Regions from separate parts of the Homo sapiens genome. Here region 2 is linked to region 1. The links are chromatin loops, found by intact Hi-C in ENCODE. Cell type or tissue: gastrocnemius medialis. All regions are shown on one strand. Each heading gives the region's core, and the rest is flanking DNA. Links, peaks and the distances in the headings are about the cores only.

The links. Peaks named below come from ENCODE experiments on the same cell type or tissue, not always from the same donor. Only the 100,000 strongest peaks of a DNase experiment are listed, where the experiment ranks them.
Region 2: it touches region 1 in a loop (4-fold over the local background); 17 of 110 quality-filtered maps call a loop at or near these places.

What each region holds. Positions count from the first base shown.
Region 1 is chrX:154,486,992-154,496,287 of GRCh38, forward strand. It overlaps SLC10A3 (solute carrier family 10 member 3), which reads right to left and starts at 3,638. Exons shown (of 2, transcript NM_019848.5): 1 at 3,316-3,638; 2 at 320-2,091. The coding sequence starts at 1,949. The coding sequence ends at 516. It also overlaps the pseudogene RN7SL697P. RefSeq lists an enhancer at 168-227 and a silencer at 3,361-3,870. In gastrocnemius medialis, for the core only: no CTCF peak of the experiment used is centred there; DNase peaks (open chromatin) are centred at 2,686, 3,276 and 3,790; H3K4me3 peaks cover 1,832 bases; H3K27ac peaks cover 2,060 bases.
Region 2 is chrX:154,404,104-154,412,697 of GRCh38, forward strand. DNASE1L1 (deoxyribonuclease 1 like 1) reads right to left here and starts at 5,151. Exons shown (of 8, transcript NM_001303620.2): 1 at 5,009-5,151; 2 at 1,331-1,552; 3 at 892-980; 4 at 725-811. The coding sequence starts at 1,465. TAFAZZIN (tafazzin, phospholipid-lysophospholipid transacylase) reads left to right here and starts at 7,436. Exons shown (of 11, transcript NM_000116.5): 1 at 7,436-7,849; 2 at 7,983-8,111. The coding sequence starts at 7,741. RefSeq lists a silencer at 7,423-7,962. In gastrocnemius medialis, for the core only: no CTCF peak of the experiment used is centred there; DNase peaks (open chromatin) are centred at 4,718, 5,268, 7,398 and 8,028; H3K4me3 peaks cover 3,032 bases; H3K27ac peaks cover 4,907 bases.

The sequences.
Region 1 (9,296 bases), core at 274-8,273:
GCTGGCGGCGCCTGGCCCTGCATACCCACAGACGGCCCGCCCCCGCTCCCTGTCTGGTGGCTTCCTACCTCCTCCTTTCTGGTCTGGCTGCGAAACGCTCCACTGAGCTTGAGAGGGGGCAGGGGGGCTACGCCTCTGCCCTCATCCTCCCACCTCTCCCAGAGTGGGGACACCCCCGGGGAGGGCTGATAGGGAAAGCCTATGCAGGGGTCACCGTGTCACCCAAGCTGGCCCTCCACCCTGGTCCACACTTACCCAGCACACTCTTTCTACCCCCACGCCCAGGCCCCAAAGGGCAAAGAGTAGAAGGGACCCAAGCTTGCTTCTCTCTTTTATTGAAATATATTTTCTGGGCAGCGCCCACCTACCTAACTCAGCATGGCCTCTTTGGCACTGAAAGCTGGAGAATAAAAAATCAGTAAAAAAAATAAGCCTGGATTTTTCTGAGTGCATAGTGCATGAGAACTTTGGTGGAGTGTGGGGGCTGGGGCTGATGAAAGCTTGACCCAGAGGCCTCAGGGAACTGGGAACAGGCTGCTGTAGATGAAGTGGCCAATGACCAAGGCCAGCATCTCGGAGGTGCCGCTCAGCGCCACAATGAAGGGGGCCTGGGAGGCATAGTCAGCTTGAAGGCGGCGGAGGGATAGCTGCAGCATGGCCAAGGCCAGCAGGCTGTTCTGCACCCCTACCTCAATGCTGACCGTCCGCCGCTGGGCCACTGGCAGCTTCAGACACGTGGCTAGGCAGTAGCCCACCAACAGGCCAACCAGGGGCACCGTGATACCCACCAGTACGATGGGTAGCCGGATGCCTGCCAGGATGAAGACCCCCATGCGATAGGCCAGGAAGAGGCCGCCCAGGAGGAGCACAAAGCTGAAGGGCTTGACGACCTGCAGCAGCAGCTGGGAGAACTTGGGGAGCTTGGACTTGATCAGCACGCCCACGGCTATGGGGATGGCAATGAACAGCAGGGTCCCCAGGATCTTGGAGATGGGCACGTGGAGCGTCTCATGGATGCTGAGCAGGCGGCTGTAGATGGCCGAAGACAGAGGCAAGAAGCCAGTGGCAGCCACCGTAGAGAGGAAAGTCATGGAGATGGCCAGGGTGACGTCCCCTCCAAGAAGGAGGCTGAAGAGGTAGCTCCCCCCGCCGCCAGGCGACGAGCAGGTGATGATGAGGCCCAGAGCCAGGGCCTTGGGCAGCATGAAGACCTTGGCCATGAGGAAAGCGTACAAGGGCATGACCAGAAACTGGCCCAGGAGGCCCAGCAGCATGGGCTGGGGGCTCTGCATGAGCCCCTTCAGAACCTCGAGTTCCACTTTGCACCCAAACGAACACTTGTTGACAAAGATAAGAGGCAGGAGCAGGTAGAGGATTGGGTTTTCCGAGAAGTGGGCCAGGTCGGCGCTGAGGGTGGCAGGCGTGTCTTCAGCAGGTGAGACCTTGATGCAGAAGTCTCTCCGCTCCTCAATCAGTGTGGGCGGGGCCTCATGGGCGTCCACGAGCTGGATGTGGAGTGGGGCCAGCCCAGCCAGGCCTGAGTGGATGCTCACCACAAAGCCACCCCCGCCTCCCCAGGTTATAGCACTCACGTTCTTGATGGTCAGCACCTCTGTGTCCAGGGAGGTGACCCTGAGCATGGGGCCAGGCGCCGTCCTGTTGGCCTGGCCTGGGTACTGGCTGGAGATCACGATGATGCCCTCACTGTCCTCAGGAAACTCAAACTCCATCACAGAGCCATCTCCAATGCTCAAGTAGCGGCCCCCAGTCGGTGGCACGGTGTGACCCCCAGCAGTGCTGAGGCTGGTGCTGGCTGTCCCTTGGGCCCCCCATGGCAGGCTGATGAGCAGCAGGGCAGCTCTGAGCATGCTTAAGGGACCTGTGCCACCACCCTCGCCCCCCAGACCAGGCCACTGCTGAGAGCTGCCCTTGTCCTGCATTAACACCATGGCTCTTCCTGGAGGACGGATGGCGTGCCCAGGCCCTCTGCGGCTTAGGAGAACATCCCCACTGGTGCTGTTGGGTTGTCCTGAGAAGGGTTCATGGGTGGGTCCCAGTCCTGTGCTGTCTTCCTTGATGGCAGGGCTGTCCCTGAGGAGGTAAGGGACACAGAGAGGCAGCTGGTGAGGGTCACTTACCCTGGAGGCCTTGGTCCAGCCATGTGTCTTACCTCTGAAGAGGGAGGCAGTCAAGAACCCAGGAGCATGGGGATCTGGAAGCCCACTGCTAAGAGTAAAACTCAGCAGGGACCCTTGCCCCACACTCAGGAATGGAGAGGCAATGCCTAGTGATGGCCCTTGAGTGCCATTCAGCTGTGGCTCCCTGGCCCACTCTACCTGCCCCTACAGTGACTCGATGAAGGTCCTGCTGGGAAGCAGGTCCTCCCTCCCCAGGGAAGTTGCCAGAAGGGGCGGCAGGAGTGGATCAGACAGAGCCACATGTCTACTGGGGGGGTTTCTCCTCCTTTTGTCAGAGCTCCCACTGGGCTGAGACTTTGACCTCCCAGAGCCACTGCGTTACATCTGAGAGGCTGTGCTCAGAGTGCAGGGCTCCTTCCCATGCCCACATGCGCCCCTACCAGAGCCTCAAACTCAGTGGAATTATGAGTGTTTCTAGCGGCCAGCAACACCCCCTTCCACTTCTCAATCTGGGCAGCGACCACCGTAGTGTCACATCACCTGCTAGAACTGGGGCAACCAGGATGGAGACACAACAGCTTTACATCACCCCTGTCAGTTGCCTCATGCACTGTTGTGTCCCAGTCCTAGAAGAGGACTGCCTCTATAGATCCTATCCGTCTTTGGCATTGGCCTCCCGTCATCTGAGACTGGGGTGAGGCAGAAGTAGGGAGCAGAGGTTAGGTTAAGCCAAAGGCTCATCCCGGCGAGCCTCCCCTATCCCTAGCTTAGGATGACATGGCCTCTGCTGGCTTGAAGTTCGGGTCACTTACCCTGGAGGCCTTGGTCCAGCCATGTGTCTTACCTCTGAAGAGGGAGGCAGGAAAACCAGTGGGGTGGGAGAGGCAAAGTACAGGAGCTAAGATGAAGGCACCAGGACTGAAGCCACCGGGGTGATACAAACCAGCTCAGAAGGGAAAGGCTAGGGGCCATCCACCCCATGCCCCATCCCTCCAGTAGGGCTGGCGGCTCTGAGTCACTCCAAGAGGGGTTTGGCCCAGATCCCACACCATTTCTGCTTGAGGGGCCGACAGAGTTTGAGCAGATGCACCCACAAGGCAGGGGAGGGAGTCCCGGCCCTTCCAAAACGGCCAAGTGTTCGGGGTAACTGGCAGTGCTAACAGGGGCTCCTCCCTACCTGGGAGTCCGGAAGTTGTCGGACGGGTGGCTAGCAGAGCTCGGGCGCGAACCTGGGAGGGAGGAAAGGAAGGGCACGCCGCCGTCCCACAGCCGGCGACCCGCTCGGGCCGTCTCGGAGTCTGGGGGGGCCCCTTACGCCATTCCTGGGCCCCGCGGCCCCGCCAGGCCTCGCAAACGCGCGGCGGCGGCGGCGGCCCTTCCCTGCCAGGCCCGGCCGGGCGCCCGAGTGGGCGATCGCGGAGCAGGGTCGGGGCCAGAGGCCGCCTCCCTTCCGGAGGCTCTCACCTGCCACAGCCACCGCGCAGCTTAGCTGCAGCGTCTGCCTGGCCGGCAGTCGCCCGCGAGCTCGGCCTGTCAGGGCCCCGCCCCACCGAAGCCCCTCCCTTCCCCGCCCCGCGCGTCAGGGCCCCGCCCCCCCCTCAGCGTCCAGCTCAACTCCGGCTGCTCGCTGGGCTCCGACCGGTTGTGACGTCTCTGGGAGTGACGCGCCGGCGCGGGCGCGGTGCGGGTGAGCTGGTCGGCGCTTGGCGCTGCCTGGACCAATCGCTTGGCAGCGCATCTGAAGCTGTTGTGATCGCTGGGGCGACCCGCTCTGGGAGGGAGCCCCAGGCATTCCCGATTACGCTGCGACCTCTAAAGGCAATGGGACAGAGGGTTAGACGTTAGCAGGGCTGGGTGCCCGGGGTTAGGGTTTTGGCCACGTTGCCGCTCAAGGTGCCCAGCCCTGGGGCCCCAGGGTTGAGTTTGACCGACCTGGACGCCAGGCTCTGTGCGGAGTTCCTCCTTTCGTTCAAGTATTGACCGAGCGCCTATTTCTATTTTATGTATTTATTTTCTGAGACTGAGTCTTGCTCTGTCACCCAGCCCGGAGTGCAGTGGCGCGATCTCGGCTCACTGCAACCTCCGCCTCCCTGCAACCTCCGCCTCCCGGGTTCAATCCATTCTCCTCTCTAAGCCTCCCGCGTAGCTAAGATTACAGGCGTCCGCCCCCGCGCCCGGCTAATTTTTGTATTTTTAGTAGAGACGGGGTTTCACCATGTTGGCCAGGTAGGTCTCGAACTCCTGACCTCGTGAGCCACCCGCCTCGGCCTCGCAAAGTTCTGGGATTACAGGCGTGAGCCACTGCGCCCGGCGTAGGCCAGTTTCTATACTGTGGAACATTAAGTGGACTTGTCTGCTTTTCCAAACTTTGGCGCCACTAGCAAGGTGCAGAGGCTTTGTGGTAAAGGAAGAGAAAGAAGGCAGAAAGTTGGGGAAAAATATGATGGGAATGTGTAGAAAGAAGGTCGGAAGGCAGTACAGAAGACAGTACAGAGTTGGGGGGGGGGGGATCATATGTTCCCAAAGCTTATTGGTGCAACTGGAATCAATCTGCACACTTCAACCTCTTGTCAAGACTGTGATGGAGTCGGAGGTATTTGCCCCGGGTAGGTGCACAAGACGCATGGTTGCAGATGTGGAAACAGAACAGAACAAAACCACCCACGTCTCTAATGTTTCAAATGAATGATATACATTTGTTTTTATTACTTATTTATTTATTTTTGAGACAGGGTCTCGCTCTGTCGCCTAGGCTGGAGTGCAGTGGCACAAGCTCGGCTGACTGCAACCTCCGCCTCCCGGATTCAAGCGATTCTCCTGCCTCAGCCTCCTGAGTAGCTGGGATTACAGGCGTGCGCCACTACCACCCGGCTAATTTTTATATTTTTTAGTAGAGACAGGGTTTGCCATGTTGGCCAGGCTGGTCTCAAATTCGTGACCTCAAACGATCCACCCGCCTCAGCCTCCCTAAGTGCTGGGATTACAGGTGTGAGCCACCGTGCCCAGCCAAATAATATACTTTTAATAAATTTATTGACATTTAAATTTATTTTAAAACTTTATTTATTTATTTAGAGACAGGGTCTCGCTCTGTTACCCAGGCTGGAATGCAGTAGTGCCATCATAATCACTGCAGCCTCGAACCCCTGGGCTCAAGCGATCTTCCCACCTCAGTATCCCAAGTAGCTGGGACTACAGGAGCATGCCACCATGCCCAGCTTAAAAAGTTTTTTTGGCCGGGTGCGGTGGCTAATGCCTGTAATCCTAGCACTTTGGGAGGCCGAGGCGGGCGGATCACGAGGTCAGGAGATTGAGACCATCCTGGCTAACACGGTGAGACCCCGTCTCTACTAAAAATACAAACAAATTAGCCGGGCGTGGTGGTGGGCGCCTGTAGTCCCAGCTATTTGGGAGGCTGAGGCAGGACAATCTCTTGAACCCCGGGTGGGGGGAGGTTGCAGTGAGCCGAGATCGCGCCACTCTCCTCCAGCCTGGGCAACAGAGTGAGACTCCCATCTCAAAAAAAAAAAAATTGATTTTTGTGTGTGTTTTACAAAGTTCAAGTTAGTATGTGCGTATAATATGAGCAAATATACATATGCTGAGGGTTGTTACAAGGGTTTGATGTGTGGATGATCAAAAACATTTGCAGCCATAGCTCTCAGCCATTGTTTAGCCTCCAGGGATCACTAAGGCAGAAGCGATTTGTGTGTTTGTACTTGGTGTTCTGGAAAGGTTGTTCTGTCCCTTTCAAATGGGGTTGAAGGGTCCTGATGGAAGTAGACAGTATTTAGACTAGGACAGGTGAAAGGGCTGGACTAGGCACATGCTGGGGCTGAAGATTGCAATTTGGAAAACGGCAGTGAGGGTAGGGATTGTCTGAGGATGGGGTAAAATTGGCCAGAGGGAGAAAGGAGTCAGCTGGAAAAGCCAAAGAAGGAAAACCCAAAAAGTTGTGTCCTTCTTGAAGGAAAAGGGAATTTTTGTATTCCACTTGCCTGTGCTGTTGGGCCTGCCTGACACTGTCAGTAAAATTCACCTGGAACTAGCCACTTGGCAGCCACCAATTCTTGTTTTTGCCAGGTGTCAAGGAGAGCAAATGCAGTCAGAAGACTGCTGTCTGTTATTGTCAATCACTTCAGCCTTCCCTGAAAAGCCCAAGTGGGCAGGTGGGATATCTGACATGAAGAATTTGGTGGCTTTGTCTGCAGGAAAAGGGAATAGCAAAATTAAAGGCAAGACAATGTTCCTAGTTGGTTTAGGGAATCAGTAATTTACCCCAGGGTGCGGGTGGCTCACGCCTGTTATCTCAGCACTTTGGGAGACCGAGGCGGGTGGATCACTTGAGCTCAGGAGTTCAAGACCAGCCTGGGCAACATGGCAAAACCCCATCTCTACAAAAAATACAAAAATTAGCCTGGCGTGGTGGCATGCGCCTGTACTCCCAGCTACTCGGAAGGCTGACGTGGGAGGGTCGCTTGAACCCCGGGAGATGGAGGCTGCAGTGAGCTGAGATGGCACCACTGCACTCCAGCCTGGGCAACAAAGTGAGACCTTGACTCAAAATAATAATAATAATAATAGTAATAATAATAATAATTTACCCTAGAAGAGAAGGAGGAAGAGGTGAGGATATCTAGTGCCCAAAGAGAAGTCATCTGGACCGAACAAACAGATGGAACAAATGATAGCAACAGCTGAAACAACATCAACACATTTCAGATGGGAGGCCTGCCAGGTATTATGTAATAAGGTCACAGTGGTGACCCTGAGAGGCATGCCTACCTCTGCTCTTGAGGCAGGGGCCTCTAGAAACAGGATTTTTTTTTTTTTTTTTTGAGACAGAGTCTCACTCTATCGCCCGGGCTGGAGTGCAGTGGCACAGTCTTGGCTCACTGCAACCTCTGCCTCCCGGGTTCAAGTGATTCTCCTACCTCAGCCTCCCAAGTAGCTGGGATTACAGGTATGTACCACCACACCCAGCTAATTTTTGTATTTTTAGTAGAGGTGGGGTTTCACCATGTTGGCCAGGCTGGTCTCAAACTCCTGACCTCAGGTGATCCACCCACCTCGACCTCCCAAAGTGCTGGGATTACAGGCATAAGCCACCGTGCCTGGCCCAGAAACAGTATTTGATAAATAAAGAGGCCAGGTGAGGTGGCTCATACCTGTAATCCCAGCATTTTGGGAGGCTGAGGAGGGAAGATTGCTTGAGCCCAGGAGTTTGAGACCAGCCCGGGCATCATGGGAAGACCCTATTTCTACATAAACAGATTTTTAAAAAAATTTAAAAAGGCATGGAAGGCATATGCTAGTGTAAGTATGAGGTACATTGAGTATCCACAGGGAAGTGTAATGACACCTGTCACTTTTGCCTGCCCAGCATCAGGTTGCAGCACCTTAGTTTTCTCTGGGGGAACCATCCCTCCTCCACTCTCAGTACACATGGTTTGCATGTGGATGACCCCAACGCTGGGCCCTGGAGTGGGCACATAACCAGGTATAACCAGCCAGCCACTCAGAGTGGGCAGACATCATGCCATAATCCAGTCTGGACCAGTGAGGGTTAGTCCCCAGGAACTTGTACTGAAGTATTGGGAATGCCATCCTAAGTCACAGAGAGGGAGACTAAAAGAAAATGGTATTTATTTGGAATGGGTACTGCAATGGGAATGTGTGTGCCATAGTAAACTGTGTATATTCAGGGAGGCGAAGGGAGAAAAAGGGTTTTGTTGTTGTTGTTTTTTAAGGTAGGGTCTCACTCTGTTGCCCAGGGTGGAGTGCAGTGGTGTGATACTGGCTAACTGCAGCCTTCACCTCCTGGACTCGGGTGACCCTTCCACTTCAGCCCCCTCGAGTAGCTGGGACTACAGGCATGTGCCACCATGCCTGGCTAATTTTTTTGCATTTTTTGTAGAGATGGGGTTTAACCATGTTGCCTTACACTGGTCCCAAACTCCTGGGCTTAAGCAATTCTCCTGTCTCGGCCTTCCAAAGTGCTGGGATTACAAACATGAGCCATTGCAGCAGGCTGACAAAGGTGTTTTTTGTTTGTTTGTTTGTTTGTTTGTCTGTTTGTTTGTTTTTGAGATGGAGTTTGGCTCTTGTTGCCCAGGCTGGAGTGCAATGGCGCGATCTCAGCTCACTGCACCCTCCGCCTCCTGGATTCAAGCGATTCTCCTGCCTCAGCCTCCTGAGTGGCTGGGATTACGGGCACCCGCCACCACGCCCGGCTGATTTTGTATTTTTAGTAGAGACGGGGTTTCACTATGTTGGTCAGACTGGTCTTGAACTCCCGACCTCAGGTGATCCGCCTTCCTCAGCCTCCCAAAGTGCTGGGATTACAGGTGTGAACCACTGTGCCCGGCTGAGAAAAGTTTTTAAAGAAAAAATGAGAATTACATAATTGTTTTCAGGTAATTATTCTTGGCTACAAGGATTAATAACAAAGGTGGCATCAGTCCAAATTTGGACAAGCAGCTGCTGGGTAGATGTGTTCACAGAAGTATTTTCTGTGTGTAAGGTGATGAGACTGCAAAAACTATATCACTCTGGTGATGATAGCCGTTGTACAGGGTTATAGTTTTTGCAGTCTCATGATGGGTTTTGCTATCAGGCATCACACATGAGAACCTTCCCTTCATGGCCTTCCCCAGCTCCGGTTTTCGGGTTTGTTTTTTTTTTTTAAGGTGGGGTCTTGCTATGTGACCCTGGCTGGAAGTGCAGTGGCTTTTCACGGAGCGATCCTACTACTGATCAGCATGGGAGTTTTTATTTGCTCTGTTTCTGAGCTGGGCTGGTTCACTCTTCCTTAGGAAACCTGGTGGTCTCCTGCTCCCAGGAGATTACCATATTGATGCTGAGTTTAGTGAAGACACCAGATCAGAATAGCATACCACAGCCCAGAAATCCTGGGCTCAAGTGGTCCTCCTGCCTCAGCCTCCCCAGTAGCTAGGAATACAGGTGTGTACTACCATGCCTGGCTAATTTTTAAAAATTTTTCGTAGAGACAGGGTCTCCCTATGTTGCTCAGGCTCATCTCGAACTCCTAGGCTCAAGGGATCCTCCCATGACAGCCTCCCAAAGTGCTAGACTACAGGGGTGAGCCACCGCACCTGGCTAGCATGGAAGTTTTAACCTGCTCCATTTCCAGCCTGG
Region 2 (8,594 bases), core at 595-8,594, 83 kb before region 1:
CTGGGTATAGTACATTTTGACATTTGGACACTTTGATGTCATTCTTTTTTTTTTTTTTTTTTTTTTTGAGACATGGTCTCACTCTGTTGCTCAGGCTGCAGTGCACTGGCACAATCATAGCTCACTGCAGCCTTGAACTCTTGGGTTCAAGTGATCCTGCTGCTTCAGCCTCCCAAAGCGTTGGGATTACAGGCATGAGCCACTGTACCCTGCCTACCCAGTAATTTTGGAGCGCATACCAGATGTCATATCATTTTATTTATATAGAGAATCAGTTCTCCTTCCCTGCAGCCTCCCTTGCCCTCTGGATCCTGACTCCAAAGGGCTCCCTGCCAGCCTGTCCTCCCAGGGACTTAGAAGATCGGGTCTACCCAAGGCCCATAAGTGGTCCCCACGGAGCCTCTTCCCAGGAGCTGCAGCCCTTGCTGGCCACTTTCATAGAGGGGGCCAGCCACACCCTGAGCCCCAGCAGCTCCCACAGGAGAGAGGAGGAGGGACCCCACATTTGTGCTTATAGAAGGAAGGCCTCCTGCTCTATGGACACTCTGGCGGGGGTCGAGGATGGGAAGAGCCCAGAATAAAAGGTGTTGAGAAGAGAAAGCATGCAAAGCAGGTGAGGCTGTCCCAGGATGGGGGGCCTGTGGCCCCGGGGACTAATGAGCCTACCTCACATTAGGGCCAAGGACCGCCCCCCACCCTGCTGCGCTGCCAGCTCCGTGCTCACCGATAGAAGTACACATACGTCTCCATGTAGGTGCTGCGCCCCAGCTGGGGGCTGCTCAGGGTGCTGTAGGGCCCAGAGCCATCAAATCTGCCAAGAAAAGGGGAGGCGGGGTCAGGGCCTCAAGCCTCTGGGTGTGCCCCTGATTAGACCCACAGAATCTTCCTCACCGATTGAGTTCTCGAAGCAGGAGCGGGATGGCGCTGCCGGAAGAGTCCACCACCTCCTGCAGCACCATGATGTCACAGCGAGCCAGTATCTGTGGGACATCAGGAAGGCCAGCCTGACTCAGTGCCAACTGCCCTGAGAGGAGGCAGTGGGCCCAGGGGACTGGCACTGTTGTGGCCCAGAGTGTTAAGGCTCACTGACTGCAGCCCACAGAAAGCAGTGGGACTGGAAATGCCCCAGGAAAAGACTCATCCCACCCACATGTCACCTGTTTCACAGAGGAGGAGACTGAGGCCAGCAGCAGGCAAGCGCCTGCGCTGCATCTCCGTGCCACACCTCTTCTTCTCCCCTCTTCTCTAGAACATACCCCTGGTCAGGCAGGGATGGGGGCTTTGGCTCATGGTGGTTAGGGGCACGGCTTCCCTGAAGTGATGAACTTACCCGAACTAAGGTGTCCATCACCTGCTCCCTGGCCACCTTGGCCAGTGTCAGCCGCTGGGCATTGAAGGCGCAGATGCGAAAGGCCTGGGCCCCATTGGCCAGGATGAGGAAGAGGAGTGCAGTTGGGTAGTGCATGGCTGTGTGTGGCTGCCGGGGACACCCCAGGAATCCAGGCTGCCCCAGGGTGCGCTCTCACTGGGCTCAGTTCTGGCTCTGGAAGCGCTGAAATATGGAACAGAGAAAGTGGCACTAGCTGCTGCCCAGCACCAGCCTCCCAGTGACCTCCCGAGATCATACCACTGCACTCCAGCCTGGGTGACAGAGTGAGACTCTGTCTCCAAAAAAAAAAATTGTTTTTGAGACAGAGTCTTGCTCTGTGAAGATCAAGCCAAGATCGCACCACTGCACTCCAGCCTGGGCGACAATAAGACTCCGTCTCAAAAAAAAGTGAAATCCTACAGTATTTGTCTTTTTGTGACTGGCTCATTTCACTGAGCAAAATGTCCTCAAGGGTCATTCATGTTGGAGCATATGTCAGAATTTTTTTTTTTTTTTTGAGACGGAGTCTCACTCTGTCGCCCAGGCTGGAGTGCAGTGGCGCAAACGCGGCTCACTGCAAGCTCCGCCTCCTGGGTTCACGCCATTCTCCTGCCTCAGCCTCCCGAGTAGCTGGGACTACAGGTGCCTGCCACACGCCCGGCTAATTTTTTGTATTTTTAGTAGAGATGGGGTTTCACCATGTTAGCCAGAATGGTCTTGATCTCCTGACCTCGTGATCTGCCCGCCTCGGCCTCCCAAAATGCTGGGATTACAGGCGTGAGCCACCGCACCCGGCTGTAGAATTTCTTTCCTTTTCATGGCTGAATCATATTCCATTGTCTGGGCATCTGGGTAGACCACATTTTGTTCATTCATTCATTCATCCATCCATCTGGTTTTTTTTTTTTTTTTTTGAGACGGAGTTTCGCTCTTGCTGCCCGGGCTGGAGTGCAATGGTGCGATCTCGGCTTACTGCAACCTCTGCCTCCCAGGTTCAAGCGATTCTCCTGCCTCAGCCTCCCAAATAGCTGGGACTACAGGCACGCTCCACCACGCCCAGCTAATTTTGTATTTTTAGTAGAGATGGGGTTTCTTCATGTTGGTCAGGCTGGTCTCGAACTCCTGACCTCAGGTGAACTGCCCACCTTGGCCTCCCAAAGTGCTGGGATTACAGGTGTGAGCCACCGTGTCCTTTTTTTTTTTTTTTTTTTTTTTTAAATAGAGACAAGGTCTCACTATGTTGCCCAGGCTGGTCTTGAACTCCTGGGCTCAAGCAATTCTCCTGCCTCAGCCTGCTAAAGTGCTGGGATTGCAGGAATGAGCCCTGGTGCCCCAGCCTCATGCATCTCTTGACCTCGTGATCTGCCCGCCTCGGCCTCTCAAAGTGCTGGGATTACAGGCGTGAGCCAGAGCGCCCAGCCCCTGCTTTCAGTTCTTTTGGGTATATACCCAGAAGTGGAATTGCTGGATCATATGGTAGTTCTAGTTTTAATTTTCTGAGGAAGTGTCATATTGGTCTCCATGGTGACTGCACCATTTTACGTTCTCGCCAACAGTGCACAAGCGGTCAAGCTTATTCTTTTATTGTTTATTTATTTGGGACAAAGTCTTGCTCTGTCGCCCAGACTGGAGTGCAATGGTGCCATCACAGCTCACTGCAGCCTCCTGAATTCTATGTTTCCCAGGCTGGTCTCAAACTGCTGGACTCAAGTGATCTTCCTACCTCAGCCTCCCAAAGTGCTGGGATTTTTTTTTTTTTTTTTTTTTTTTTTTTTTTTTTTTTTGAGACAGAGTCTCACTCTGTCGCCCAGACTGGAGAGCAGTGGCGTGATCTCGGCTTACTGCAACCTCAGCCTCCTGGGTTCAAGCAACTCCCTGCCTCAGCCTCCCGAGTAGCTGGGATTACAGGCACCCACCACCACGCCCAGCTAATTTTTATATTTTTTAGTAGAGACAGGGTTTCACCATCTTGGCCAGGATGGTCTCGAACTCCTGACTTCAGGTGATCAGCCGGCCTTGGCCTCCCAAAGTGCTGGGATTACAGGTGTGAGCCACTGCGCCCAGCCAGTGCTGGGATATTATAGGCCTGACCCACTGCGCCTGGCCTAGTCTACCTTTTTTTTTTTTTTTTTTTTTTTTTTTGAGATGGAGTCTTGCTCTGTCACCAGGCTGGAGTGCAGTGGCGTGATCTTGGCTCACTGCAACCTCTGCCTTCCGGGTTCAAGTGATTCTCCTGCCTCAGCCTCCTGAGTAGTTGGGGCTACAGGCGTGAGCCACCGCGCCCGGCCCCCCCCCTTTTTTTTTTTTTTTTTTTTGATAGTCTCATTCTGTTGCTCAGGCTGGAGGGCAGTAATGTGATCTCAGCTCACTGCAACCTCCACCTTCCAGGCTCAAGTGATGCTCTCACCTCAGCCTTCCGAGTAGATGGGACTACAGGTGCATGCTGCCACACCAAGCTAATTTTTTTTTTCTTTTTTTGAGATGGAGTCTCACTCTGTCTCCCAGGCTGGAGTGCAGTGGCTTGATCTCAGTTCACTGCAACCTCCGTCTCCCAGGCTCAAGAGATTATCCTGCCTCAGCCTCCCAAGTAGCTAGGATTACAGGCACGTGCCACCACACCCGGCTAATTTTTGTACTTTTAGTAGAGACAGGGTTTCACCATGTTGGCCAGGCTGGTCTCAAACTCCTGACCTCAAGTAATCCTCCCACCTCAGCCTCCCAAAGTGCTGGAATTACAGGTGTGAGCCACCGCGCCCGGCTACCAAGCTAATTTTTAAAATTTGTTTGGAGAGATGGGGTTTCACCATGTTGTTCCAAGACCCCAGTGCTTTTCGCCTCCATTAGCAACTACAGGAACATCTTCGTTCATCTCTGTCTCCCCACTTGTGAGATGTTCTCTTTAAGATAAACTCCCGGCAGTGAAGGGTGTGTGCATTTTAAAAGGTCTCAGATATGGCCAAATCATCCCCATTGCAACCTGTGATGGGGACTCTTTCCCATGCCCCTGCCACCACTGGGGAGCCCTTCTTGTTCATCTCACCAGCTGGAGCCCCCCTCTCTCAGTTTATCTTTGTCTCACACTCACCTGACCTTGCAGGGCTCGGCTCCTTGCTCCACGCCCTGTCCATGTGGCTTTTGCATCCTGAGGCATGAGTTCCTCTGCTCTGTCTGCCTGCTTTTCTCTATCAACCTGTCACCTTCCCTTCGGGCTCACTTCCTACCTCTCTGAGGCTCTGTCCGTCTCTGTCTCACTTTCCCTCTCGTCTCTGGTTTCCCTTCTCTGTCTCTCTGTTGCGGTGTCTCTCTCCTGGCTGGGTTTGATGTCTGTTTCTCCCTGACCACCTGCTCTGTCACTCATGCTAGTTTGGGTTCCCTACCCTGGTGCCTATTCTGGGATATACATGGGTATGTGGGCAGCCCTGGGCTGGCACATGCAGCCTTGGAGGCTCTGGCGTCAGGGACCCCCATGAGGGCTACCAGTAAGAACCAGAGAGAGCGACGGTTCCTGGCTTCAGCCCCAAACCCTGGCTGTCAATATCAGCCTTGGTGGGAGCCCTAGGCTTCCCTCTCCCTCTCAAACCCTCCCCAGGCAGAAGGCAACTTCCTCCCTTCTTCCGTCTCCCCAGGGGGCTCCCATACCTGCTCAGACCAGCTTGTCACCAAGTCTGCCTCATCCTTAAGTGGATCGCGATACCCCAGAAGAGCAGCTCCTGCCTGAATAGGGCTAGGAGGGGAAAAAAAAGAGGAAGAGGCTGTGTTCCTGAGCCACCCGGCCAGGAAGGGCCTGGCTGGGCCGGACGCCCCACCCTTGCCAACAGGCAGGCCCGCCCCGTCTCCGCCTCGCCGCCAACAAGGAGGACCAGCACCAGGCCTGGGAACTGCTGACCTGCCCGCCCACCTTCCCACCCAGACCCCGCCTTCCCGGGCCAGCGGGACATGACAGACCTGTGAGTCACTCAAGCCTGGGGCAAGGAGGGGCTGGTGCCTGAGTGAGACCCCGAGCTTCGCTCGCCAGGCCCGTCGCTCAGCTCCCGGTCTGGGTCCCCAGTCAGCAGTTGCTGGGGAAGGCGCAGGAGCTGGAAGTCATGCCTGATGCCACGAGACCGGGCACCCCAAGGGCGTGAGTCTTCTGTCCCTGTTGTTGGGTTCTGAGTCCCAGTGTGGCTGCACACTTCTGAGTTAGGGGTGTTTGATGCAAGCGCTCTGGAGACCCAAAGAGAGGGACAGTCCACACATGATCTGGCCACAGTCGTGAAGTCAAGGGAGGACTGAGGATCTGCCCCAGAGAGGAGGAGACCCAGGGAGCTGGCAGTCCAACGTCCTGGGGGTCCTGCAGTAATGCTGTTGGGACAAATGAGGTGCTCGGACAGGGTCTGTGAGCAGGAGGTGGGGCTGAATCCACTCAGCTTCTCATGGGATGGCTGTAGCTAATGGATTCGACGTGGTAATAGAAGGCTGGACAAATTTTAAAAAATCAATAAATTATGGGCTGGGCGTGGTGGCTCATGCCTGTAATCCCAGCACTTTGGGAGGCTGAGGCGGGTGGATACGAGGTCAGGCGTTCAAGACCAGCCTGGCCAACATAATGAAACCCGTTTCTACTAAAAATACAAAAAATTAGCCCGGCGTGGTGGTGGGCGCCTGTAATCCCAGCTACTCAGGAGGCTGAGGCAGGAGAATTGCTTGAGCCTGGAAGGCGGAGCTTGCAGTGAGCCGAGATCACACCACTGCACTCGCACTCCAGCCCGGGCGACAGTGCGAGACTCCATCTCAAAAAAAAAAATCAATAAATTATGGTTTAAAAATAAAAAACAGGCCAGGTAGGATGACTCACACTTTGGGAGGAGAGGCAGACAGATCACCTGAGGCCGGGAGTTCGAGACCAGCTTGACCAACATGAAGAAACCCAGCCTCTACTAAAAATACAAAAATTAGCCAGGTGTGGTGGCTTGCGCCTGTAATCCCAGCTACTCAGGAGGCTGAGACAGAAGAATCGCTTGAACCTGGGAGGCAGAGGTTGCAATGAGCTGAGATCTCGTCACTGCACTCCAGCCTGGGCAACAGAGCAAGACTCTGTCTCAAAAATAAAAATAAATAAAAATAAAAATAAAAAACTGCCGGGTGCGGTGGCCCATGCCTGTAATCCTAGCACTTTGGGAGGCTGAGGTGGGTGGACTGCCTGAGCTCAGGAGTTCGAGACCAACCTGGGCAACATGGTGAAACCCCATCTCTACTAAAATACAAAAAAAAAAAAAAATTAGCCGGGCGTGGCGACCTGCGCCTGTAGTCCCAGCTACTCAGGAGGCTGAGGCAGGAGAATAGCTTGAACCCGGGAGGCGGAGGTTGCAGTGAGCCGAGATTGTGCCACTGCACTCCAGTCTGGCGACAGAGCGAGACTCCTAAAAAAATAATAATAAATAAATAAATATAAAATAAAAATAAAAAACTGGCTGCTTAATGCATAGGGGGCTTTCTTTCCGGGTCATGAATATGTTTCAGAACTAGAGGTAGTAGCTGACATTGTGACTGTATCAGATGGTATAAAATACTGTTTCTTGTATTACATATGATACACAATATGTTTGTATATATTGCTGTATATATTGTATATTTTGCCATACAGTAGATTATACATTGCTACATACACATAGTATCATGTAGTACTGTAACTATGTCAAATTGTATATGTGGCTGGGCGGGGTGGCTCACGGCTGTCATCCCAACACTTTGGGAGGCCGAGGCGGGTGGATCAGAGTGTGATGGCGGGCGCCTGTGGTCCCAGCTACTCGGGAGGCTGAGGCAGGAGAATCGCTTGAGTCTGGGAGATCGAGGCTGCAGTGAGCCATGATCCCATCACTGCACTCCAGCCTGGGTCTGGCTGGACCCTGTGTCAAACAAAAAACAGAAACACTAGAGAGACAAAAGGCGAGCGCAGGAGGCTGCCAGGAAGCGGGAGCCCCACGGGGTGACGGCCACTTCCCGCCGCCCCGGGGCTGGCCTCGCTGCCGTCAAGCGGCCCGTGCGCGCTTTGCGACAGTCGGTCGGGCTGGGCACCGGCGCAGGTTCGCTTTCCGGCGGTTGCACCGGGCCGGGGTGCCAGCGCCCGCCTTCCCGTTTCCTCCCGTTCCGCAGCGCGCCCACGGCCTGTGACCCCGGCGACCGCTCCCCAGTGACGAGAGAGCGGGGCCGGGCGCTGCTCCGGCCTGACCTGCGAAGGGACCTCGGTCCAGTCCCCTGTTGCGCCGCGCCCCCGTCCGTCCGTGCGCGGGCCAGTCAGGGGCCAGTGTCTCGAGCGGTCGAGGTCGCAGACCTAGAGGCGCCCCACAGGCCGGCCCGGGGCGCTGGGAGCGCCGGCCGCGGGCCGGGTGGGGATGCCTCTGCACGTGAAGTGGCCGTTCCCCGCGGTGCCGCCGCTCACCTGGACCCTGGCCAGCAGCGTCGTCATGGGCTTGGTGGGCACCTACAGCTGCTTCTGGACCAGTGAGTGGGCCCAGGCCGAGGCAGGCCCGCCCGGGTACCCATGCCCGGCCGGAGGTGGGACTTAGGGTGGGGGACGCCGCGGCCCCGACCTAGCGGGCGAGCCCGGAGCGCCTGACTTCTCCTTCCCCGCCAGAGTACATGAACCACCTGACCGTGCACAACAGGGAGGTGCTGTACGAGCTCATCGAGAAGCGAGGCCCGGCCACGCCCCTCATCACCGTGTCCAATCACCAGTCCTGCATGGACGACCCTCATCTCTGGGGTACCCGGGCCAGTGTGCTGGGCAGGGGGAGGAAAGGCGAGGATTCGGGACGGGCCCAGCCTCGTCAGAACAAACCCCTTCTCGCTGCCTTTTCATGGAGCCCTGGCACTCCGGTTTCCGGGCGTTCTGCCCCAGGGCTGAGACTTGGATTTGTGGCTCCTGCAGCATCCCTGAGGGAGCATGATTTGGAGAGGGCCTTGGGCATGGAGCAGGACCAAGGAACGGCCACAGGGCATATCTTACAGCTCCTTTAACGTCAGGCCTCCAGAACCCTCTGTTCTCTAAACCATCCAGGGCCCCACAGTCTTGGGAAAAATTTGGGGGTTGGACATAGGATATCCTGTGAGGAAGTTCTGGGCCAGGGACTGGAAGCCCAGTGTCCTGGCTTCAGGTTTGCCCCTGGCTGGGCGTGTACCGTTCAGCCCTATTTGGGAGCCTGGTTGCCACACCTAGAGGTTCCTGCTCTGCTGACTTCACAGGAAG